Regions from separate parts of the Homo sapiens genome. Here region 2 is linked to region 1. Evidence: chromatin loops called from intact Hi-C (ENCODE). Cell type or tissue: PC-3. All regions are shown on one strand. Each heading gives the region's core, and the rest is flanking DNA. Links, peaks and the distances in the headings are about the cores only.

What was found. Peaks named below come from ENCODE experiments on the same cell type or tissue, not always from the same donor. Only the 100,000 strongest peaks of a DNase experiment are listed, where the experiment ranks them.
Region 2: a loop joins it to region 1, with 7 times the contacts of the local background. A loop is called at or near these places in 2 of 110 quality-filtered maps.

What each region holds. Positions count from the first base shown.
Region 1 is chr1:48,932,988-48,941,330 of GRCh38, reverse strand. All of the region lies in intron 5 of AGBL4 (AGBL carboxypeptidase 4), which reads left to right. Among named protein-coding and RNA genes, the nearest start is that of BEND5, 160 kb to the right of the region's middle. In PC-3, for the core only: a CTCF peak has its summit at 3,325; no DNase peak of the experiment used is centred there; H3K27ac peaks cover 531 bases.
Region 2 is chr1:49,022,393-49,030,735 of GRCh38, reverse strand. All of the region lies in intron 5 of AGBL4 (AGBL carboxypeptidase 4), which reads left to right. It overlaps LOC105378706 (a long non-coding RNA gene), which reads right to left and starts at 5,141. Exons shown (of 3, transcript XR_947309.3): 1 at 5,071-5,141. In PC-3, for the core only: no CTCF peak of the experiment used is centred there; no DNase peak of the experiment used is centred there; H3K27ac peaks cover 753 bases.

The sequences.
Region 1 (8,343 bases), core at 169-8,168:
TTCCCACAAAGTGCCCTTCTTGTTATGCTCACTTCAATAGTGTCCCACAGCAAACACCTTGGGTTCCAAAGTGTTACAGAATTTAGTGATCCATCTCTTTTGATTCACACACTCAGAGCTATTAATCTGGGTCATATGCTCAGGCTGCCAGAGTATCTGATATTCACTATACTAGGAGCCACCACTGCCCTCTGATGTTCAGGGTCCATGGCTGCTTCATTCTGCTGGACTCTTCCCTTTGGACACATTTTCTCTGAAGCTTCTATTGATCCTCTGCAATAACTTACATCAGATTCCCTTCCTCCTTTCTTCTTTTTCTCTTTTCTCCCCTTTCTCTGCCTGCCCACTCCCCTCCTTTCCCAATTTATCTAATATGTCTGTGTATTTGTCAGAACCCCTGAAAAGGTTCAAATGTTAAGTTTTGGTTTTGATTTTTGCTCACCACAAAACTCATATGTAGCTCTGACTTTACTTAACCCTTCTTGCTTTCTAAGATAGAAAGGACAATTGAATCTCAGGGTTGGAATAACCAATGATTGAGAGCAAGCTGAACTTTTCAGTAGCTGCCTTCTATTTAAAAGTTTGTCACTGATTTGCAGTCTTTGGATATAACCGTTGAGGGTAGGAGGCAGGAGGAAGTTTCCCAGCTTCACTCATCATAAGCACCTTTTCCCAGGTCTGGTGCCACCAAACCTAGACAGCCTATCAAATGGGTAAGTACCCTGGCCAGTGTCTGTTTCTTAAGAAATATGTAGGGGACAGGCACATATCTGTAAACCATTTTCATTTCCCAAAACACTACTTGTAGCCTACAAAGGGTGCTTTCCACTCTTTTAATTCAACTAGAGGTGGTGAAAGGATCTAGTTCTGGTCTCATCACTACTACTTACTGTGTACTTTGAGCCCGTCACTTGAACTCTGCCAATTTCCTCAACTCTTCTTTTTTTTTCTTGAGATGGAGTCTCACTCTTGTTGCCCAGGTTGGAGTGCAGTGGCATGATCTCGGCTCACTGCAACCTCCGCCTCCTGGGTTCAAGCAATTCTTCTGCCTCAGCCTCCTGAGTAGCTGGGATTACAGGCGTGTGCCACCACGCCCCACTAATTTTTGTATTTTTAGTAGAGAAGAGGTTTCACCATGTTGGCCAGGCTGGTTTCGAACTCCTGACCTCGTGATCTGCCCACCCGGGCCTTCCTCAACTCTTAAATGGGGTTAGCAGTCTCCAACCTGCTTATCTCACAAGGACATTGCAGTCACCAAGGGTTCCTGGAAAACTGTAAAGGGACTAGAACAGGGTTTTGCAACCTCAGCACTATCGACATTTTGCGCCAGATAATTCTTTGGTGAGGTGGTCTGTCCTGTGCATTGTAGGATGTTTAGCAGCATTGTGGCCACCCACTAGATGCCAGTGGCACCCTCCTCCTAGTTGTGATAACTAAAAATATCTCCAGATATTATCAGATGTCCGCTGTGGGTTAAAATTATCCCTGGTTTAGAATCACTAAATGAGGAAGCTGTTCATTATTAATGTTGTCATTGTTGAATTCAGATCCAAAGCAGAATGCCCTCTTTGAAGAAGGAGAGCAAACCTGAAGGGCAGAGTGGGGCCCCCACTTGCCTACATGGAGAGGGAAAGGACAAACCTAGAAGGTACAGAAGCTGATTTGCTTCATCTTGGCTATATCACGGAGGCATTCAGTTGCGTCAGGGATAGGAAGATGGCTGAAGGGCAATGTCCAGCCTTTAACCTCCAAAGAGCAGATCAACATCCAGCCTAATACTTACAGAGCCCCTGCCTTTCCTCCCCCTCCTGGAGGCCCCTTTCTTGAGCTTTTAATTTGTTTTCACAGCAGTTTGAACAAATTGAATTTGTTAATTAAAGTGCTAAAATGAAATGCTGAGCATTATTGACTAGATGCTAATGCCATTAACGGGACTGAAGGAGAGGGACCCAGCCTGTCAATCGCTGTACAAATCAGATCAGCAGAGGCCACAGTACAGGCTGTGCCTGAAGGCTGAAGGGACAGACCTGTCTACACGTTATGTGATTTTGTCTTTATCAGTCAGGATCTGTAATTGCCAAGACATTCTTTTAGCAAATAGTTAACTCCTTTGTGCCAGGAATTGTTCTGTGTGCTAAGTATATACTGATGAATCACACAAAAACCCACCCTCAGGAATCTCAGGGTCCAATGGGGAAAAGACATAAAGAGATGTTGCTCTAGCATAGCACAGGAGTTTAAGAGTTCAGGTTTTGGAGGCAAAAGACCTAAAGTTCAAATCCAGACTCTGCCTCTGACAGTCAGGGTAAGTCAACTTCAAAGTATTTTTCTGTAAAAAGGGGGTGATGATACTAGTCGCTCCTCCACTGGGCTTCCTTGAAGATTAAATGTGATAATTCAGGTAAGACACTTAGCACAGTCTATGGCACAGGGTAAGTGTTCAGTAACAGGCATGATGTACTTATTACCACATATTATGAAGTTAAACACAAATATTGGGGGAAAACAAAAGGAGAGGCATTAGATCTGCTTTGGGGAGATTAATTAAGGGTTCTTTGAAATGTGATACTTGGAGTTTGGCGTTCCAAATAGAGAACTGGGAGAAGGGCTTTAGGGGCAGAGAAAAGAGTATATGCAAAGTTACGTACATATACAAATGCCCAATTTATTTCGGGATGTAGAAGTCTGTGGGGATAGACAGAGGGCTGGATCTGAAAGATGCCCTAATATCAGCTTCTCAGGCCTTCACAGCTGCTGGGTTCCTGACTTGGAATAGTCTTTTATCTCTTCTCTTTGCTGACTTCTTATCATTCCCGTTTAAATGTCACCTCCTCAGAGAAGCCATCCCCAACTACTCCTTCTAAAGAAAGTAGATTATCCTATTGTCATAGAACGCTGTGTTCCCCCCTTTATAGTACTTATTACAATGTATAATTACATATTTTATATACTTATTTAATCTCTGTCTCTTTCATTAGGGTATAACTCCGTGATGGCAGGGATCATATTTGTTTGTTTTTACCACTGGATAAGGTGCACAGCATAGCACAGAGCCTGGCACATAGTAGACATTAATATTTGTTGAGCAGATGATTGAGTTATGTGCCAGAATAGGCAGGTAAGACGCCAGTGCTTTGTTTGCATAAGGCCCAAACATTTTGGTTGATAGCATATCTATATTGGTAAATCACTTAAACAGAGAAGGGAAAGCAATACTTCTTGAATGCCTACCATGAACCATACACCTTCAGTACTTTATTTTTAATCCTTTCAGTAATTGTAGGATGTAGATATTATAGTCCCAATATTAGGAATGAGGAAATTGAGACTCAGAGAAGTTAGGTTACTTACTCCAAAGCACCCTGCTGATAAGTCGAAGAACTGCAATTAAAACCCAGGTCTGTTTGGCTCCCACTCCTGTGCTCTGGAATGCTTAAGGGATTAGAAATGTCCCAAAGAGACTAAGAATCCAAAGCAGTAGTGGGTATGGAAGGTAACAGCAGTGATTTCCTAAGGACCTGGGTTCTAGCCCCAGAGACATGGTTAAAATTTTATAGCAGTTGCCTGCTTTTTGAGTCTGACAAGCCTCCATTTTACTGTCAAAAATGTGAAATTCATAATTAGGCAATAATGTGCTGAAGCCTGATTTTATTTGGTTATTTTATTTCCATTAAAGTCATCAAAAGTGATTTATTGATTACAAAAGAAAAAAAGAGGAAAAAAAACACTTTCAAATGTCAAATGTTTGCAGGCAACTTAACAGATCCCGGGCTCTGGGGTAGCAGTTAGTGAATGTCATGGAGAAACAGCATATACTTGAAACCCATAATCAGAGTCTAGGGTCTGTATATACCTTATTTTTTTGAAGGCATGTCACACAATGAAAACACTAGTAACAAAGGAAGAAAAAATCTATGAAACTGACTAATAATGAAGCTGAATCACTGATGGCCTGATTTTATGATGGCTACAAAGCCATCCAGTGGAGTGGTGTTGGTTATTATAATAATAACTCCCACCAATTCAGCCAAGTGTCATCATCTGACTCTAAAGCTAATCATAGCTCTACCATTCTCCAGTCATGGCATCTTGAGCAATATACTTTACTTCTCTGAGGTTAATATTCTCATCTGCACAATGGGCTTATACTTTCTGCAGGCAGCTTTAATAGAAACGGCCTAGATGGAAATTGGATGCTTAGATTCAAGTACTATGTCTGCCAGCCTCACTTCAAGATATCAGGAAAGTCACATTCTTACTTCCGGCCTTGATTTACCTGTCTGTCAAGGAAGAAGATTGGATGATATGTTTGCTGAGGCCCCTTTCAGTTGTGATATTTTGTATTTTCAAGAGGACAAAGTTCTTCATGGGTATAAAAGATGCTAGATTTTGAAGTTATCATTAAGGGAGATTCCCAATTGCCCTTACAATTCTGATTAATTCTGAGGGGATTTTCCAAGTTTTTCCTCAAACTTGCTGAAGAACCTTGAGAAAGTCACTTAACCTGACTGAGTTTCTCCATCCATAAAATAGGGTAATTTTGTGCACTTAGCATGGTTTTCTGATAATATGAAATAAATAAAGGAAAAAGATCTTTGCAAACAAACCGTAAAATGCCCTTTTACTATTATTTGCAAATAAGACCGGGATGATTCATTCTCACCATGTAGCCAAGAAAATGTCATAGCCAGATTGGGGTGGCTACTTCAATGCCAGCAAGTACTCAAGCCTTCCTCAAGAACTCAAAGCTGCTTCAGTGTTACAATCAACCATCAGAGTGCAGTTCTTCTGAGCTGTGTGGAGCTGAGGGGACTGTAAGGGCCCATTGCAGTTGCCAATCAAACAGTACTCCTGTAACCAAACTGCTTCCAACTGGCTTTTCATGTCTCTTTTGGTCTCAGACATTATCTCCGTGAAGGTTTGCCTGGCCTGTGGATTGTCATCATAGAGGGTGGCTTTCCAAAGTTGCCTACCTAAGGAGAGGAAGGATACCGAGAAACTGTAGAAAGGGAAATGCTCTTTACTTTACAAAAACAGAAGGCAGTAGATTTCTTGTACTTTTTCTTCATAGTCAGGATATCACTTTGTCACCCAGGCTGGAGTGGAGTGGTGCTCAAGCAATCCTCCTACCTCCTACCTCCGCCTCCCAAGTAGCTGGGACTACAGGCATGCACCACCATACCCAGCTAATGTTTTAAAAATCTTTTGTAGAGACAGGGTCTCACTATGTTGCCCAGGTTGGTCTCAAGCTCCTGGCCTCAAGCTATGCTCTTCCTTGGCCTCCCAAAGCACTGAGATTACAGCCATGAGCCACCACACCCAGCCATCTTGTATCTTTTTTTTTTTTTTTTTTTTTTTTTTTTTTTTTTTTTCAGACAGAGTCTCGCTCTGTCACCCAGGCTGGAGGGCAGTGGCATGATTTTGGCTCACTGCAACGTCCGCCTCCCAGGTTCAAGCGATTCTCCTGCCTCAGCCTCCTGAGTAGCTGGGATCACAGGTGCCTGCTACCACGCCCAGCTGATTTTTTGTATTTTTAGTAGAGATGGCGTTTCACCATGTTAGCCAGGCTGGTCTCAAACTCCTGGCCTCAAGTGATCTGCCCACCTAGGCCTCCCAAAGTGCTGAGATTACAGGTGTGAGCCACCACACCCAGCCCATCTTCTACTTGTTTACAAAACCAGGTAACTTGACATTTTCTTGCATGTTGGGGTTTGAGGAACTCAATGAATTATACCTCTGCTCTCTATCCAAGATCAGACCCAACTGAGAGATGAAGTCAGGTAAATTACCACTTAGAAAAGCTAGATTAGAGAGCATCGTTGAAGTGGGTGGCAACAAATACTGAACTCTAGAAACCTACCTCCCCTTGCCAATAACGAGCAGCAGTGCGGCAGAGCACAGACAGCAGAACTGAGTGTATGCTGTTTGTAGGTAGACTGATTTCAGAGAAAAGGGAGCATAAAGCTCTATTTTCCCACTGTCACCATTGGACAATTTACCCCACCCCTTAAAGACACTCTGGTAAGGGAAGGGGTGAGTAGGGTGGCAGGCAGGATGTTATTTTAGTGGGAATTCCTCCATATTGAAACATATCCATAGCCAATGGAAATATATTGGAGTGTTTTAAACAGCAGCGTGGCATAGTGAAATGCATATTTTGGAAATAACACTGGGATATTAAGTGGAAAGTGGATTTGAATCTAAAGTACAGTAGACATTGGTACAAATTCATGTCTTCCTAATTGCTCAGCAGGCTATAACCAAAATTGATTGTCTCTATAATTTTGATACATTTGTACTCTCAGAACTTTTCAATATCTTTGTTGAATGAATGAATGAACGACTGAAAATATGAAGTAGAAGTTTGACTTCTAGAGACAAGGTACAGGGCTCATTGAGTTAGGTAAGTACACCAAAAGCATGATCATACAAAGAAACTTGAAGAGATGGCTAGTATAACAAAGGACAGAGGATCTTAAAAGACTTGGAGCCAGGGACTGAATAGAACAACACCAAATTAAAGTTTTAGGCATCCTGGAGAAAGAATGAGACTCAGAACTAAGGCAGCAGCCGTGGGAATAGAAAGGAGGGGAATGGTCTGAAGGATTCTATGGAGACTGGTTGTAGGGATGAGGGTAATTAAAATCTCAGAGACCTCCTGGGTTTCTGGCTTAAGGAACCAGGTGGGTGGTGATGCCCTTTCCTGGGATAAGGAATTCTGGAGGAAGAGCATGTTGGGGGAAGATAATAGTTTACTTTGAGTTTGAGATGACTGGGGAACATCTGGGTGGTGATGTCTAGCATACCGTTGTGTATTTGGGTCTGAAGCTGAACAGAAAGGACCTAGATATCCACCAAGTATCCTTTCTATGTCTAAAGTGGACATGTAATATATCCTCCCAATTTCACTTTAGAGAGTGAAAGGTGATAGCATTAATAATCACAGTGGGACAACAGATATACATACTGAGACATGTGGTCACCCTGCCTTGCTATCCTGATCACCACATGCTCTAGTTCATTCATGCTGCCCCTTACTAAGCCCTTGGGATACATCCTGATGAGTGACACCCCTCCTGCTATAATAGCTGAGCGTCTTCAACCTGCCCTCTCCTCTCTTCAGAAAGCTAAGTCTCTCAGCCAGCCCCTAGACACGTGCATTATTGAATCATTCAGCCTAGAGTCTCCAGAGATATCAAACCTATTCTCAATCCCTTACCATTAGATAAACATTAGGGAAAAGAATGGGAATTAAACCTTTCTGTAGCTCCCCAGAGGCACTTACCAAAATAGGCTACCTCGTCAAAACAGCATTTAACTAAATGGGTGAGCAACGTCAACGAGGGAACCTGGGGAGAGAGGCAAGGGCTCATGCTAAGAAAGCAGCAAGGGGAACCAAGAAGATGCAAATCAGTTTTCAGGCCTTGGGACTATACAGGGCAGAGCTTAAGCAAAGAAAGTCCAACTCTTTTCACTGTCCCAAACAGAACCAATTGCTCCCTTTGGGCAAGGTTAAGTGGAGATGATTGGGAAGAAGTAATAATAAATACTAGTTAATGTGTGTGGTATGTTACACTTTCTAAAAGTTTCCCATCTAGCATTTCATTTTGATCTTTAGCAGAGGCCTGACAGAGAAACAGGAAAAAAATTACTATCTCCATTTAATGGCTGGAAACCGAAGGTTAGAGATGTGAAGTAACTTGCTTAGGGTCACACAGAGCTGCCTATTATTAGGATATAGAGCTAGTTGTAGGAATGGGGTTATTTGGACTCAAGAAGACATGGATGATACTTTTGCAGGGTCAAGGGAATAGATTTATTCCATGTGTTTCCACAAGCCATCATGTCTGATGAATAAAAGCTATAGGGAGCAGATCCCAACTAAAAAAATAAAAGTCAGCTGTCTGACTTCTTGATATGATATGGGCTGCCTTGTAAGGTAGTGAGCTTCCTGTCTCTGGATGAGTTTAAGGCAAAGTTGGATGGCCATTGTATTTTAAAAGAAATTATCTGCACTAAGTAGGAGGCTAAACTAAATGATCTCTAAGATTTTCTAGGTATTTCTTGAACATCTACCATATGATAAATACCATATATATGTGTATATATACAAACAAATACACATACACATATGTACACACACACATATATATCTTTATTTCATTTTCAGAATAACCATGGAAGGTAGAGACTATGATTAACTCTATTTTATAGAAAGGAGAACTGAGTCTCAGGGATGGTAATATATTTGAAATAATTGATACTAGTTCAGGCCTTTCTTTAAAGCAAACCACATATAATCTTTGCATAAACAAAGAGGTAAAAGGAAAAAAATAGTAAAGA
Region 2 (8,343 bases), core at 242-8,241, 89 kb before region 1:
GGACTAGTTTTGTGGAAGAGACATTTTCCACTGACCAGCATGGTGGGGGTGGTTTCGGGATGAAACTTCTACCTCATATTATCAGGCATTAGTTAGATCCTCATAAGGAGCACACAACCTAGATCCCTTCCTTTCACAGTTCACAATAGGGTTCGCACTCCTTTGAGAATCTAATGCCACCACTGATCTGACAGGAGACAGAGGTCAGCTGGTAATGCTCTCTGGCCTGCCACTCACCTCCTGCTCTGTGACCTGGTTCCTAACATACCAGGGACCAGTATCCTGGTTGGGGACCCCTGGCTTAAACAACAGAAATGTATTTCTCACACTTTTGGAGGCTAAAAGTCCAAAATCAAGTTGCTGGCAGATCCAGTGTCTGTTGAGGGCCCACTTCCTGGTTTTCAGTCGGCTGTCTTGTTATATCCACATGGCAGAGAGCAGAGACAGAGAAATCGTGGTCTCTAGTGTGTTTTCATAAGAGCATTAAACCCATTCGTGAAGGTTCCACCCACAGTGACCTAATTACCTCTCAAAGGCCCCACCTCCTAATAGCATCACATTGGGGATTAGGATTTCAGCATACAAATTTTGAGAGGACACAAATATTCAGTCCATAGCATGTATCTAAAAAGCAATTGCCTGGCCAAAGGTCACAAAGATTTACTCCTATGTTTTCTTCTAAGAGCTTTATAATTTTCGCTCTTCCATTGATGTTTATGATTCATTTTAAGTTAGTTTTAGCAGATGGTGTAAGAAAATGTTCCAATTTATGCCTGTCCCATAACTATTTATTGAAAAAATTGTTCTTTCCCCCACTTTATTGTCTTGGTACCCTTGTCAAAAATCAGTTGACTATACATGTAAGAGTTTATTTCTGGACTTTCAGTTACATTCTATTGATCTATATGTCTATCCTTGTGCCAGTACAATACTGTCTTCATTACTGTACCTTTGTAGTAAGTTTTGAAATCATTAAATGTCAGCTCTCCAACTTTTTCTTCTTCAAGATTGTTTTGGCTATACATGGTGCCATGCATTTTTATGTGAATTTTAGGATCACCTTATCAATTTCTACAAAAAAGCCAGATGAGATTTTGATAGTTATTGCACTGAACCTGTAAATTAGTGTGGAGAATATTGCCATATCAACAATATTTAATTTTCTGATGCATGAATGTGGGATGTTTTTATTTAGATCTTCTTTAATGTCTTTCAAAAATATTTTATAGATTTCAGTATAAGCAAGGTTTGTACTTATTTTGTTAAATTCATTTCTACATATTTTATCCTTTTGAGGCTATTGTAAATAAGCTTGTTTTCTTAATTTTGTTTTGGACTTAAATACAAATTTAGCTTTGCATTTTCATTCTGCAACCTTTCTGAACCCATTTATTATTTCTAATTGTTTTTTATTAGATTCCTTAAGATTAAAACACAAGATCATATCATCTGCAAGTAGATATATTTTTACTTCTTCCTTTTATTTCATTCTTCTGTTTCTTTTCTCACCTAATTACCTGGGCCATTATGGATAGTTTAGTTGAATGTTAAATAGAAGTGGCAAGAGCAGACTTCTTTGCCTTGTTCCTTATCTTAGAGGTAAAGCATCCAGTCTTTCACCATTAAATATGACATTAGCTTTGGAGCTTTTTATAGATGCCCTTTATCATGTTGAGTAAGTTTTCTTCTTCTTCTAGTTTGTTGAGTATTTTTATCATGAAAGGGTGTTGGATTGTATCAAATGATTTTTCTGTGTCTATTGAAATGATCATGTGGTTATTGTCCTTTATTTTATTAAAATTGTATATTATGTTGATTGATTTTCAGATATTAAACCAACCTTGCATTCATGGGATAAATCCCATTTGGTCACAGTACATAATCCTTTTTATATGTTGCTGGATTCAGTCAGGTAGGATTTTGTTGAGGATTTTTGTGTTTATATTCACAAGAGATATTGATATTCAGGGGTTTTCTTTGGCAATGTCTTTGTCTAGTTTGGGTATCAAAGTAGTCCTGGCCTGATGGAATCATATTGACAGATTTGTTCTTTCAGCACTTTGAATACGTCATCTCACTTTCTTCAGCCCTCTATTGTTTCTGCTGACAAGTCAGCTATTAATCTTATTGGAATTCCCTAGTAGGTGATGAATCACTTTTCTCTTGCTGGTTTCAATATATTCTCTTTGTGCTAAGCTTTCATCATTTTGACTATGATGTGCCTGATTGTGGATCTCCATGAGTTTATCCTACTTCAAGTTTGGTGAACTTATTGGATGTATAATTATTTTTCATTAACTGCCTTGGGCATACTTGAGCATCTGGGCTGGTCTTCCTCTATTGGTATCACATCAAGCTATTACCCTGTATTAATCGCTAGCTGATTGTTCTGTTTTCTCTAGGGGCAATAATTGTTTCACAGTCTGATCCAGTTAATATAGACCCCTTTTGCAGGGGCAAGGTATTGCTAGTCTTTCAGGCTGCTCTGCCCCCTGAAGTGTCCTTCTTAGCTATCTTTCCTCCCTAATTCTTTATTCTAACCTTCTAGCTAGTCTGTTGTTTTACTTGTTGCTATAAATCTCATGTAGTGACCAGCTTCCTTTTATTTGCTTGCCACACTAGGATCTCTGTTGTTTTTGACATTACCCTTTGGCATAAATTTCACTACAAGCTGTTCCAAATGAACTCAATCCCCTTATGCAGTGTTGTGGAGTTATTTGTTCTTATTGCTTGCCATTCTCCCTGAACAGAACCTCTATGCCACTGCCCTAGAACTGGGGGCAGGGACAGTGCCCACTTCTCCTAGAGTGTCACCCCTGCTCTATGAGCTAGGCTCTGGGTAGGGACAGTAGCCCCTGGTCTTCTTGTCTTGCCCATCTTGGCCTGAAACCTCTGTCCTGCAAATTAGCTGGGCCGAGGGCATTTGGCTTCTAATACTCTTGGTCTACCATGCCTGGTTTAGAGTTTTCATTCTATGAGTAAGGTCTGGTGGGGGAAGGAAGACTTATTTCTTAGCAGCATCCACCTTGAATAGAGCTTCTTCAATATAGAATGGGGATGGGGGCTATGTGAGAGGTGCTTGTGGCCTGCCCCTCCCAAGGTGAAATCATAGCTATAGACTAGGAAGTAGGTAGAGAGGGAACTAATATTCTTGATGGCATACTCTTGGAGTACAGCTTCCATCCCACTGAGTTAGAGGGTGGGAATTTGAGCAGGTCATGGTTCAAATGGCTTTAAATGACTTCAAATGATTGTTTTTAAAAATAATTTTTAGGCTGGGCACGGTGGCTCATGCCTATAATCCCAGTACTTTGAGGGGCTGAGGCAGGTGGATCACCTGAGGTCAGGAGTTTGAGACTAGCCTGGCCAACATAGTGAAACTCCGTCTCTACTAATAATACAAAAAAATTAGCTGTGTGTCATGGCACACACCTGTAATCTCAGCTACTCGGGAAGCTTAGGCAGGAGAATCGCTTGAACCTGGGAGGCGGAGGTTGTAGTGAGCCGAGATCACGCCATTGCACTCCAGCATGGGCAACAAGAGTGAAACTCCGTCTCAAAAAAGAAAAAAAAATTAGCAGTTAAACGGTTGTTTTGCTGGGAAGAAGGTATGCTGTGCTCCTTCTACCACCATTCTGAAAGTTAATCTCTGCTGTAAAAAGCCTCTTTATACACAGCCTATTTCATTGACTCTTTTGACTTAAGTCCTCTGTTGGGCCCTCATTACAAATACAAGAAAACACAATCAATTTTATTGGAATTAAATAATTTGCCTTCTCCCCTTTACTGTCCCCTCCCCCAAAACCAGTAAGTGAACCATCAGTTGATATAAAGGGGAAAAATTAAATGAACAAATTATTCATTAAACAAATATTTATGAATCACATGTAATGAGATAGGAAATACTGGGAACCAAGGACATAGATGTGCTTCAGAAGTGGTTCTTATTTTTATGAGCTCATAATCAAATAGGGAAGAGAAATGCAAGAACAAACAAAAATTCTGCACCATTTAAGTTCATAATAGAAATATTCAGGATATCTGGTGAGCTGCTGAAATAAAGTCATTATGTTTGACTGTGCATTGTGTGAGGACAGGGACCATGCCTAATTCAAGCACAGATGTGAATTCTAAAGTGGTTCTCAGTGACTGTATATTGACTAACTGCATCAGTAAATGACAGAATTAGATGAAATTTGGCCCAGTGCAAATGCCCTTTCTCTAAAAATTATCCTTGATTCCCCTCAGCTATAAGTGAACTCATCAGCAATTTCTCTTACTTTCTGTAGACTCCTGGTATTTCCTGCCCTATTTTATGACTCTGTTGTGTATATCAAATTTCTTTTTCTAAATTGGTTGCTCCTTGAGCTTAGTAACTGTGCCTGATTTGCTTTCAGAGTTCTTTTTTGGCCCGACAGTGGGAAAGCTCAATAAATTTAATGTAATGTATATTATTTTAAATGCCTTGAAAGAACAAACAAGAGCTGAGACAACTTTCTCCCTTTCTTCTTCTAGGGCAGTGGACTCTGTACATACAGGAAAATGGTAGGATATTAGACTATGTAAACTAGAGCTCAATTTTTATGCAATCTATTTCTTTTGAACCTGAGTTTTTCCAAGAATCTCATATAGATATAAATATACAAAACCATCCCAAGCCAGATCTTATGGGGGCAATGACAATGTCCTAAAACTGATTTGTGGTAGTAGAGGCACACTTGGTAAATTTACTAAAAATCATTAAATTGCACACTTGAAATAGATGACATATTACATGTAAAAAATGCTTCAATAAAGTTGAAAAAACTCCCATTCTCTGAGCAAATGCCAAATATGAACCTCTTTTAGCAAGATTTTATTAATCAGTCTAGAGATTACAGAAAGCAAAGATGGTTATGAAAATAATAAATCCGGAAACTCCACAGCCCACTTATTATTTTTTCATTAAATATATTTATACTATGAATGCAATTTTCTCAGGTTTGTGAGATATTTTTGTATTTAGGGCATGTCTATGACTGAGGCAGGTGCAGAAGTCAGGCTGTTGGAGCTGTAATTCCTTCTTATTACCTTTGGGTATGGTCACACTTTGTCACCTCCTCTGAAGCCACATTTTCACTTGGTTGAATCAGAAGATATATAACATTAGGTCACAAGGCAATTTCTTTTATCTGTGTAATAGAATGTCATAGCCAAGAAGAATCCCAAGTTCTTCTGGTTCTAGAGTTTTAAAACTGTGCTCCCCATATCCCTGAGGAGGAGTGAGGGCTCTGACTTCTCTTGTCCTTTCTGCCAAATACACTGGAACATCCTGTTTATTGGCCTTCTCCATAAACTTAGTTTGAAGAAAAGACTTAACTGCTACTGTTTAAAGGCCTCTCTCTCTTTCTGTGCTGGAGACAGAGGGTCCAGAGAAGGGAGATAACTTTCCTGAGTCACCCAGCGAATTAGTGGGACAAGTTTAGTTGGAAACGCAGCTGCTGACTTCTAGATTAGCCTCTGTCCACTGCAACTCACTCCTCTTCCAGACCTGTTTGCAAGGTTTTCTTGTTTGTTTATCCACTCTCTGCAAACATTAACTGAGTACGTTCAAGGCAGTAAGAAAGAAATTAGGTGCATAAGTTAGTATAGTGTGGGCTACATAGGTTAGAACCTTAACTCTGCCACTTATTCACTGTGTAACTTTGGGCCAGTTACTCAAACTCTTCGTGCCTCTTTTCCTCATACATTAGCACCCTACCCTCTACCCCGATAGATATCCAGAGAAACCCCCTATTAGTTAAAATGTAAGTAGAACGATCATCAAGGCTGGAGCCATATGGGGATTTGAATTTTGGCTATCTCAAATAACCTCTCTAGAGTCACCAGCAAACTAGACATTGTGACTTAGCTTAAGGGTTTCTGTGATGACAAGAGGCTTCTAGTAGATATTGGATAACAGAAGTGAAATTGAATTGTTTGTAAGTTCTTGGATATAACGCATTTGTAATACCATATCTCCCTTAGACTCCAAGCTCCCCGAAGGCATACAATTTGTCATATAAAAATTAAACCAGCTAACATTTATAGAGTGCTTACTACATGTCAAACATGATAATAGGTTATTTATTTTCTCAGTCAAACCTTCAGCAACTTTATGAAGCTGGTACTATTATTTTCCCCACTTTGAAGATGGGGAAACTGAGGCACAGAAAGGTTAAGTAACTTGTCCAAGATTACCCTACTAATAAGTAAAATACTTGTATAGAAGAAATTAAGGAGTAGATGACTGATGAGGAATGAGAAAGGAACATGAAAACCTGGCTGGGGAATCAGAAAGAATTGCTATGGGGAAGTAACGTTTGAACTCTATCTTACAGGGTATATAATGGGTGAGAGCATGGCATATTGGAGATGTGGTAAAGAGTAAAGATTGGAAAGACATCTAGAAAGTTAAATGATTCTCCCTGTCATGTTCAGGATTGGCTGAAGTCTGTGGAGAAGGATGTTTGAGAGTGCGAGGAGGAAAGATAAACCATATTAATCCATTAAATATATATCTTGAGCCAACCATATGAAAAATGGGCTGGGAACTAAGGAAGATACACTATCTATGATTATCTGTAATTTCTTTTTGTTAGTAAACTCAACTTATCAAAATTAATTATCTAAGCATTAACTTTTCTTCATCTTCTTGATTGACCCTATATCTTGGTCAGCTGCAGATACCTTGCCAATTGCTCTCAGTTACTAGCATTTACCTCTCAAAGTGAAAGGTACAACAGCCTCCTGCTTAAGCAAGTGGGAGACTGAACTTAGTTTCTCAGGACACTTCTTTCAGATTAAAGCTATTAAGAAAACCTGATGCCATTGAAAAATCATTGAGGTAATGTCCTCACATGTTTTAATTAGAGGGCAGAGGTAGGCAAAGGAAGAAGGCATACATAAGAAGGGTACAGTTTTAGATGTTAGACAGTTTGGGATTCTGCCATTTATAATATTGGTGGCTATGAATAAATTATATGTGAAAAGTTAATGGCGATGGATAAGTTACCTGTAGCTGACCTTTTGGATTCCAGGGCTTCTCACCTTCTAAACAAGGATAATAAATACAACTTTGCAATGTTGTCATGAGGTTGCAATTAGAGTTAATATAGTAGAGTGCTGTCATATTAAGAGTGCTCAACAAATAATGATTATTGTGGCTTTTATTGGTAAAGTCCATATTTGAAATCTTAAAATCATAGTATTTTGGAGATAGGAGATCTGAATAAATCATTTGGCCCAACTTACTCTTGGGCCTATTCCAATTTTAGAAATTGAAATTGAGGGCAAGGGACTCACTCAATTCACACAGCTGGATAATACCAAAGCCTGAATGAGCTGCTGGATCTCCAGTACCCCCTGATTCTAGGACCTTAAAGATACCCATACTAACTGAGCCTGCCTCATTAGTTGCTGGCCCAGACCTGAACCTTGACACAGTCTTGGCTTTTTTCATCTAAACCTTGTCCTGATTTCATGGGGCCTCCAGGCCTCAAGGTAGAACATACTCTCAGCATACCTTCCTGCTCCCAAGATGGCCTGAGCCCTTCTCCATTCCTAAGTTAAAAGTAAGGATGACCAGGTAAGTAGGCAGAGCTTTTCTCTTGTTGACTCAGGTCCATGGTCAACATAGATTCTCCATTTCAATGTTGTAACCCTTTTACTATGCTTTCAATATGGCTTAATGAAAAGACCAAGGGCTTTTATTTAAGAAGGACTTGATTTTTAGTGCTGCTTGCACTGTTTTCAACATTTATCTCTGGACAAGTTCATTAAACTCTTTGATCCCCAGTTGCCTCATTTGTAATTTGGAATTGTTCATAATTGTTAGGAATTGTTAGGAAAATTAAATGAGTGACTAGCAAAGAGCCTAGCATAGTGCTGGTACACAGTAGGTATTCCACAACATATACATGAATAGTAATATACACCTTATTAATACCTATTTCTCAGAAAGACATTTGTATGTGTCTTAAATAAATCAATTCTTCCAGATGGACCCATCTATTTTGCCAAGAAGAGTAAGTTCACATGTCAATAGGAATTGAGGAGAAGGTTACAGGGGCTGAGAGAGGCATTCTACAGTTTATCAAGGAACGAGCTCCAACTCATTACTGCTAGATAAGCTATCATTATAGCAGTCCTGGATGTGGGTCTCCCCCATTAGCCAGAGAAGTCTTCAAGAGAAGTGTTTGGGATTTTATTCCTCTTTGTGGCTACAAAGAGGTAGGTATGACTGATGAATGCTCAGTAGGTTCTCAAAAAAATGTTTGTCAAATCTATTAATTTATATCTCTTTTAAAAGGAGAAACTGCTAGG